Regions from separate parts of the Homo sapiens genome. Here regions 1 and 3 are each linked to region 2. Evidence: chromatin contacts called from ENCODE Hi-C or POLR2A ChIA-PET data. All regions are on one chromosome and are shown on one strand. Each heading gives the region's core, a stretch centred on a gene start or an enhancer-like site at or near the end of the contact. The rest is flanking DNA. Distances are from core to core; before and after follow the strand shown.

Region 1 (2,700 bases), core at 90-2,589, 6.1 Mb before region 2:
TCTGTAATTATTATACCTGACTGCTTAAGACTCAGGTAACTCCCTTTTGGCCACTTCTAAGCCACTACTGTCAGATGTTATTAATAGTAAAGAGACGATATCAATGTTTAAAATGGCCATTCAATAAGAGGACTGAAAACACTGGCCCCTGGAAATTCCCAACTTCCACGTGACTCAGAAGTTACTCAACTCTTTCACTAAACCCAGTGCTCCACCCAATGTAGCTAACTTTGTCGTCGCGTAGCAACAGAACCTCGCCATACTGGAAGCGGGGCGCGGGGGGGGGATTTTCTCGACTGAGGATGCTGCTGCCCGGTAGCCAGCAAGGGCCCTGTCGGTCTCAAACGTGAATTTTGGACCGACACAATCTCATGTAGTGATTGTTCTGCTTCCTGTGTTGCGCCACAACAAATTTCCTTGGGCTACATTTTCCCTCAGATTTGAGTAAAAGATTTGAGGTCACGCTAAGGAGCCTGCATACTGAGGTACAGAAACGGTTTTTTGTTTACAACAACAACAAAAAACCTCGCGACGGGACCGCCGAGTTTGCGGCAGCCAAAAAAGCTAGCGATGAGCTCAGCTAAAGTGCCGGGACTCTCGGATAGATTTCTAACATGTTTGAAATGTGGACCCCAACGCTGGAACCCAACGCTGTTCTTTTGTGGTCTCTGGAACCACCACGCTGGAATAGGCTGGAACCCAACCAACGCTGTTCTTTTGTGGTCTCTGCCTCTGGGGAGTCCACAAGCTGTAAATCTAACATGCAGCCAGCCGTGCGGCTTCTGGCCGCCCCACGTCTGAGTAAAGCCTTCACTGTGACTAGCAGGGAGAGGAGACTGACTGGAGCCAGAGAATGGAGGCGGCGGGCTGGCGGGGGTGGGGAGAGGCACTTTCAGGCGCACTTCACAGACGCACAAAAACAAGGAAGCCTGAAGGGAAGGCGGTTGAAAATAAGGCAACAGAAGCCGCGAACGGAAGCGCGCCCCCCTCAGGATTGGTTTAACATTCCGAAGCTCAGCCTCGCCCGCCCCGAAGACCTGCTGCGGATCGCGGCCGCGCGCGCGCGCACTCACGCTGCTCTCGGGCGCTGGGCGGGGAGAGCCGCGCGCACCGGTTAATTCTGCCAATCATGCGTCTGGGCCTCCCATCGTGTGGGCCAAGCCCCGCCCCAACCACCCGCTGGCGGAGGCGCGCGCGCAGTCCCACCGCTCTGAGTCGCTGAGTGAAGCGGCGCCTCGCGCGTCAGGCAATCTGGCCAATTGCGCATCTTTTCCGCCTACCGCACGGCCCCGCCCCTGCCACAGGATCGATTTACGGCCGCAGGTGCGCGCGCTTTTTTGCTCTCGCTGGGAATGGCGGAGGGAGGTACCCTGCTGAGGGGAAGGGGGGATCCCTGACACCTGGGCTTCCCCGGGAGTCGGCTGTGGAGTCGAGTTGAGCTCCCTTTCCGGGTCTGGGGAACTCAACCTCACCTTATGCCTGGGGTCTCCGGGGAACTAGTGGGCTTTCTGCAACGGGGGGAAGGAGGGGACGACTCCCGCCCCTAGTTTACCCCTCAAAAGTTAATGCCTTTGTCGGAGGAAGCAATTTCAGTCCACTCTCCTTTTCAGTCCCTGTTGGCCGCTTAAACTAAAAGGCTACAGACGGGCTTAAATGCGTCTCCGCTGTGTTTCTTATGCCTCGGGCCGGCAGGGTAACGGGTTCTAGTCACAGCTTGTAGAGTTCAGGATGGGTGACATTCAGGTCCTATTGTTTTTGAGTCAAGGTTTCGGCTATAGCTTCTTGAATTATGAAGCTGTCATAATAAAGAATTCCTGATTATCTAAAGCTGTTATTCTTCCCTACTTCCAAGGCAGAATTTGAATATATTTTGGTGGATGAAACGAAAACAAGGAGAGTCTTGTGACTATGAGATACTAGCTGGTTGATGTATCATGAAAAACTTAGTGGTCCCTATGTGGGAAGGTAAATGGAAAACTGCAAAAAGAGCAAGAATGAATTACAAAGTGAAATTAGAAGAAATATCTGGCTTACTTGTGGATGCTTTGTACACCAATACAATATATTATTTGATAAAAGTCGACTATAGAGAGGTGTGGTTAATTCGATTATTTTATAATTTTTCTTTTTTAGAGAAAAACCAAGATTTCACTTTCAAGATGGAAAGTCCGTCAGACTCAGCTGTGGTTTTACCTAGCACTCCTCAGGCCTCTGCGAATCCATCATCTCCCTATACAAATAGTTCCCGAAAACAAGTATGAAAATCTTTGTTCTTCCAGTGGATCCATTATGTGTTTCTAAGTATTGTGGCAGTGGTGGTTTAAATTCTACGGAAGGTTGTTAATTAACATAATGTGTAGCATAAATAAGTAGACATTTTATTAAATAATTTTGTTTTTCTTCTAAGGTGACATATATGACACCCACCAGCCCCCTTCCATATTTTCCTCTTGAATGAATTCATTTCAGTTAGTTTCAGATTAGGTTATTACAATACTCCAGATGGAGAAAGTTTGCATCTGTGCAATATTATTATGAAGGTCTTTAGTGGCAGAGTCTAGGTCTTTTCCTTACTCTGTAATTCTGAAGCACCTGGAGTACTATCAGGCATGTGCTTGTTACTGAACAAATGTTCCTTGATTACTGGGATAAACTTCTCAACACTTTTGGAAAGGTGTTGATCTTGCTGAAGTAAAAAGG
Region 2 (2,700 bases), core at 86-2,585:
GAAATACTGATCTCCAACTCCCTTGGGTGGTGAGACCAATCCCTGCAAGAAGATGATAGTTCAGACCTGAAGAGCTGAGACTGCATCCTGTGAACAGCTGTGACCCTGAGAAACAAATAAGAAAGAAGGAGACTAGAGTGACTTCTGCTGAAATCGAGGGCTTTGATGGCAACTAATGTTCAAGCTGGTCACGTTTTTGCATGGCAGCAATCTTATGAATTCATACATTCTTCAAATGTACATTGAATGTCTACTATGTGCAGATGCTTCTTTCTGAAAACTCTGTAGGTTGAAGTATGGTGGGGGTGGAGTAGGGTATTTGTCTTTAGTGGAGTTATGTGAAGAGCATTCTTAAATCAGGCCCTATTTCCTCTGCATCCCAAATTATGTTCCCCAGATTCAACTTATTTTTTCCAGTTTTAAATATGATCTCTGCTGACTGGTAAATACCAGAAGAAGGCTTTTTTGAGGATATTGTTACGGCTTTCAGAATCACGGAGCTCCCAAGGACTGTGTGTCCTGGAAAGGAGATCCAGGGAAAGGGGACAGGGCCTTGGAAGTTAGAGAAGTTGAATTGAGCCATTCCTGGTTTGGGAGCAAAAAGGAGGCTCCATTAGCTACCAAGGCAAAACAGTAGCTGCTCATCCATCTCTCATCTCTGATGGAAACAGTCTCCCACTGACACATCCAGAAATGGGGATTCATCTGGAGATGCCTGGGCAAAAGTCTAGAGGTGAAACTGAGGAAAATGAAGAGGGTGCTGGCGTGCAGCAGCAGCAACTAATTGTATGGCATAATATCAATAATGGCTACAATTTATTGAACACTGACTATATTCCAAGTATGGGGCTATGCATTCATTATCTCCCCTGATCTTCACAACAACCTTCTGATGGATGCAATTTTATTACCCTCTTTTACGGAGGAGGGAACTGAGGAGCAGGGATGCCAGGTAATTTGCCCAAAGGATATATAGCTAGTAAGTCGCGGAGCTGAGTTTTGAACTTAGGCCTCTGATTCCAGAGCCTGTGCTCTTAACCATATACACATGTACTCATTTCACAGCCAAGGAATGAAGTCCAGAGAAGTGAAATGACTTACTCAAGGTCACCCAGGAACCTGAAGCAGAGCTGGTATTTGAAACACCTTGTTTATTGTCCAAGGTCTTCCTGCACACACCTTGCTTAGAAAAGGTTTCGAAGTGAGGCTGGAGTCAGAAGAGCCAACCAGAGAGGCTTTTTTTCTTTTTTTGTCTTTCAGAGTTGTTCAACTCTCCTGGCCTTAACTCAAGTTTAGGGCTCCTAGGAAACACCACCCCCCTCCTGCTGCCTTTCCCAAGTCTGTCCTCTGGGCATATTAGAGGACTTGGGGCTGTTGCTATGGTACTGGGGCCAACAGCAGGTTCATCAAAAGCCGGGTCTTTTGCCTTTTGAAAAAAAAACCCAGCCCTGCAGAAGCGAATTGGCCACAAAGATTTGCATCAGTCATTGTGGCTTGTTCTGTTTTAGATCCCCCTGCCTCCCTACCCCACCCCCTCCTCCCTACCACCACCACTTTCTATAAATACAGTTGGATAAATATTGATTTAAACTGGGTTTCTGGAGGAGAAGCACATGCTTGCCCTGGCTTGGTCTTCACTTAGATACCACCAGTATGTCAGGCCTGACACACCTAACCCCCGACAGCTCTGGCTTCCAAATGTCCTGTTTTGGGGAGATGAATTGTGGTTTTGTGGCTTTTGAGTTTTTTTTTTTTTTTTTAAAGGAGAGAAAGAAAAAGAAATAAAAAAGTAACAACCCAGCAAGAAATGGGAGTCTTCCTGCAGAATGAGGAAAGCAATTTTCAGCAGGCAGAAATGGGGGAGCTTTATAGTAATATGGCCTCCTGAACCATTCTTCTCCCTTCCCATTTTTCTTTCTGCTCCACTTCAGTTTTTTTTTTTGTTTTTTTTTTTTTTTTGAGATGGAGTCTCACTCTGTTGCCCAGGCTGGAGTGCATTGGCACAATCTCAGCTCACTGCAACCTCCACCTCCTGGGTTCAAGTGATTCTCCTGCCTCAGCCTCCCAAGTAGCTGGGACTACAGGTGGTTGCCACCACGCCTGGCTAATTTTTGTATTTTTAGTAGAGACAGGTTTTCACCATGCTGGCTAGGCTGGTCTTGAACTCCTGACCTTGTGATCTGCCCACCTTGACCTCCCAAAGTGCTAGGATTACAGGCGTGAGCCACCACACTGGGTCCAGGTTTTGTTTTTAAAGGAGGCAGGTATTAGCACAGAGCATCAGGGCCAGAAGGAGCCCCAGAGGTCACAGAGCATCCATCATCTGTACAGTCATGGAGTCTGAGACCCAGAGAGGGACACTGGCTTGCCCAAGATGACACAGCAGAGGCAGAACCAGGTCCTTCTGGGCTGTGTTCCCTCCTACCTGATACGAGAATGGGTTCCAGGTAGAGTCCCAACCTGGGCATTTGTTTCACAGGTCCAGTGCTCATAAAGTCAGCAATTTTCAAACCTGGTTTACTGATCCCAGGGTGTGTCCGGTTATTGCAAAGGTCATTGCAACATTCTCAATAGTCTTTCAAAATGAAGCTAATTTCAATTTGCCATACTTAGAAAAATACTATCTTTTACATTTGGGGGCTGGGAGGAGGGAGGAGCTAGAAGGTGGTGGCAGTGATGAGGTGGCTATCCCAAGCCTTG
Region 3 (2,700 bases), core at 58-2,557, 6.2 Mb before region 2:
TTCCTATTATATGCCAGGAATGTTGCCGGGTACTTGGATATCTTGATGAACAACAAACCACTGGCCTGAAAGAGCTCCCGTCTGGTGGAGGAGGGGAAGGTAGGTCACCACCTGACGGATTCCAGCCAACGTCCACACTGCCCCACCAGGGAGTGCTGCCCAAGGGGGCTGGAGGCAGATCAGGAAGTGGGGGCCTTAGCTGAGGTGGAGTCACCAAGAGTGACACCAGGTTTACAGTTGTGGAGGTGGCCAGAAGTTAGTTTTACCCTCAAGGGAGTGTCGCAGTCATCAGTTGAGAAGTGGGGGCCCGGCGCGGTGGCTCACGCCAGTACTTTGGGAGGCCGAGGCGGGCGGATCACGAGGTCAGGAGATCGAGACCATCCTGGCTAACACGGTGAAACCCCGTCTCTACTAAAAATACAAAAAAATTAGCGGGGCGTGGTGGCGGGCGCCTGTAGTCCCAGCTACTCGGGAGGCTGAGGCAGGAGAATAGCGTGAAGCCGGGAGGCGGAGCTTGCGGTGAGCCTAGTTCGCGCCACTGCACTCCAGCCTGGGCGACAGATCGAGACTCCGTCTCAAAAAAAAAAAAAAAAAAAAAAAAAGAAAGAAAGAAAAAAAAGAGAAGTGGTCTTAAACAGTTTTTATGTATCTGTGTCTATCTTGCCTGCACACTTAAAACAACAAGAGTAAGAACTAAGATTGAGCGTTTACGGGTGCAGGGGCCGCGCAAAGGGCTTCCATCTATTGTCTCATTCACAACCTTCTGGTAGGGACTATTAGGATCTTCATTTTACGGCGAGGAAACCGAGGCTCGGAGAGGTCACCTGCCCAAGGTCACAGATCTCTCTCTCCAAAGCTCAAGCTCACAACCACCACACAAACTCCCCTCTCACTGTACCTGGGGCCCGTCTGAGAGCGAAAAAGTCCGCTTTCAGGTCCCAACCCTAACAGGTCCGGCTTTCACTCCACAGTTTTTCCCAGATCCAGAATGGAGACAACATCCGCTAGCACAATCAACAGGGTCGTCCCACGGGGGCCGCTCCATCAAGGCCGTGGACTGACAGGATTTGGGGCTTGGAGGGCAAATGAGAAACAATCGTCAGGGACCGAAGAACAAATGCGTCCATCACACCAGCCCCCCGCACCCCGAGCCCCGTGCTCCGCTCACGCGAACCCTCGGGGGCAGCCAGTCTGAGGGACGTAGCGCGCGTGCGCGGGGCCAGAGGGGACGCCCCCACGCGAGCGCGCGGTGAGCAGGGCGCGTGACCGGGCGGGCGCGCAGCCGGGAAAGCGCGCGGGCGCGCTACGGAGTCGGCGTCGGCGCGCGCTCCAGGCCGAGGCTGTGTGGGCTGGGGAGGGAGACAGGCGGCGGCGGCGGCGCCCCAGACCCGAGGGGACGCGCGGGCCTTGCGCCGCGGGAGCGGACGGCGGCGGAGGAGACCCTAGGCTCGCGGCCCGAGGCGGGAGGGCTCGGCTTCTCGACTGCCCGCCTCCGAGGCCGCCGGCCGCTTCTCTCTCCCAGAGTGGCCGCCGCCCCTGGAGACTCGCCGTGACACGGGCCTAAGCCGCCGCCGCGGGAGTCCTGACCGCTCGGACCCGTCGGATCAGGCCGGGTGGGAGCGAGCTTGCGGGCAGGTGCCGCTCCCGGAGGGTGGGCCGGAGGCGAGGCGCCCACCGCGCGGCTCGCGGGCCGGGCTCGGCGGAGGGGCCGCTCGCGCAGCACCCCCACCGCGGGCCGGAGCCCGGGTCGCCGCCCCGCCTTCTCCCGGGACCGCCCGGCCGGAGCTGCGGGGGCCGAGGGACGCCGCGCCCGCCGCCGCCAGCCGGGCTCGCGCGGGAGAGCAGGGAAGAGAAACTTTGCCTTTTATTGTTTTTAGTCCTTAAGTGCAAGGAACTCTGTGTTGGGAGGAAAAATGTCCTTCTTCAATTTCCGTAAGATCTTCAAGTTGGGGAGCGAGAAGAAGAAGAAGCAGTACGAACACGTGAAGAGGGACCTGAACCCCGAAGACTTTTGGGAGATTATAGGAGAACTGGGCGACGGAGCCTTTGGGAAAGTGTACAAGGTAAGAGGGGGAAAACGGGAAGTTGTACTGCGAAGGTAAAACAGCCACTGGCCTGGAGTGGCGGGAGGACTTCTGCTCCCCTGGTCCTTATCCTGTCCTTCTTTTGACTGTTACGGTTCGATGCAACTTTACTTGGCTGATCATCCAAGGAGTAGCTAAGAAGTCGGGTTTACGGTGGAACAAAATGGGGCCTGGATGGAGTTTAAAGAGCGATTGGAAAAGGAGACAGGGTTATAAAGTCTACTCTTTCAAACTTCAAAGGAAATGAGAGTGTTCTTTAATTTATAGGAGGGGTCTGGTTGTGCCCTTCAAGTATTTTAGAATGAGAAACTCATTGCACTTTGCAGTGGATTTGTCTACTGACTGCATTCGCGTGCATGCTTGTACTCCAACAGTTCTGTTTTTAGGGTCCAGTATATATATTTGGTTGTATCTAGAGCTAATACAGAACTAGTTGGGATCAAAGTGATTGCTACTTGCAGTCTCTTCTTGAGTTAGTTGCTTGACAGCATACTATAAAATAGAATGGAATTTCTGACAAAATTTCCAAAAAACCTTCATGTGGTACTAGTTTTAAATATATTTATGGTAAGCATTGACTAGAAGTCAGTATCAGCGCTTAAGCAGTTAAAAACAC

The links. Hi-C counts contacts between places; a loop is a spot of excess contacts on that map. ChIA-PET counts read pairs that join two places held with the same protein, here RNA polymerase II (POLR2A). Pooled maps may share reads with other maps.
Region 1: a map of naive thymus-derived CD4-positive, alpha-beta T cell shows a loop between it and region 2 (21-fold over the local background). The contact joins the promoter of SFR1 here to the enhancer-like site in region 2. A Hi-C loop is called at or near these places in 2 of 168 maps with a recorded cell type or tissue (both naive thymus-derived CD4-positive, alpha-beta T cell), 1 of 37 single-sample maps with no recorded cell type and 11 of 50 pooled maps. POLR2A ChIA-PET finds 5 or more read pairs at or near these places in 1 of 52 experiments (naive thymus-derived CD4-positive, alpha-beta T cell).
Region 3: a pooled map shows a loop between it and region 2 (5-fold over the local background). The contact joins the promoter of SLK here to the enhancer-like site in region 2. A Hi-C loop is called at or near these places in 2 of 168 maps with a recorded cell type or tissue (B cell and naive thymus-derived CD4-positive, alpha-beta T cell) and 7 of 50 pooled maps. POLR2A ChIA-PET finds 5 or more read pairs at or near these places in 3 of 52 experiments (B cell, activated CD4-positive, alpha-beta T cell and activated naive CD4-positive, alpha-beta T cell).

The regions. Positions count from the first base shown.
Region 1 is chr10:104,120,832-104,123,531 of GRCh38, forward strand. It overlaps SFR1 (SWI5 dependent homologous recombination repair protein 1), which reads left to right and starts at 1,340. Exons shown (of 4, transcript NM_001002759.2): 1 at 1,340-1,365; 2 at 2,134-2,255. The coding sequence starts at 1,353. RefSeq lists enhancers at 1-602, 86-185, 758-1,421, 816-865 and a silencer at 1,106-1,335.
Region 2 is chr10:110,213,101-110,215,800 of GRCh38, forward strand. All of the region lies in intron 1 of MXI1 (MAX interactor 1, dimerization protein), which reads left to right. It overlaps LOC105378480 (a long non-coding RNA gene), which reads right to left. Exons shown (of 2, transcript XR_946315.4): 2 at 1-2,700. Among named protein-coding and RNA genes, the nearest start is that of MXI1, 6.8 kb to the left of the region's middle. RefSeq lists a silencer at 1,495-1,544. Within about 2 kb of position 1,336, at least 4 of the 41 ENCODE cell types and tissues checked have a DNase peak (open chromatin) inside an H3K27ac peak, as active enhancers do.
Region 3 is chr10:103,965,833-103,968,532 of GRCh38, forward strand. SLK (STE20 like kinase) reads left to right here and starts at 1,308. Exons shown (of 19, transcript NM_014720.4): 1 at 1,308-2,063. The coding sequence starts at 1,914. LOC102724351 (a long non-coding RNA gene) reads right to left here and starts at 1,213. Exons shown (of 5, transcript XR_007062282.1): 1 at 1-1,213. RefSeq lists silencers at 1,170-1,629, 1,670-1,719, 1,730-1,829.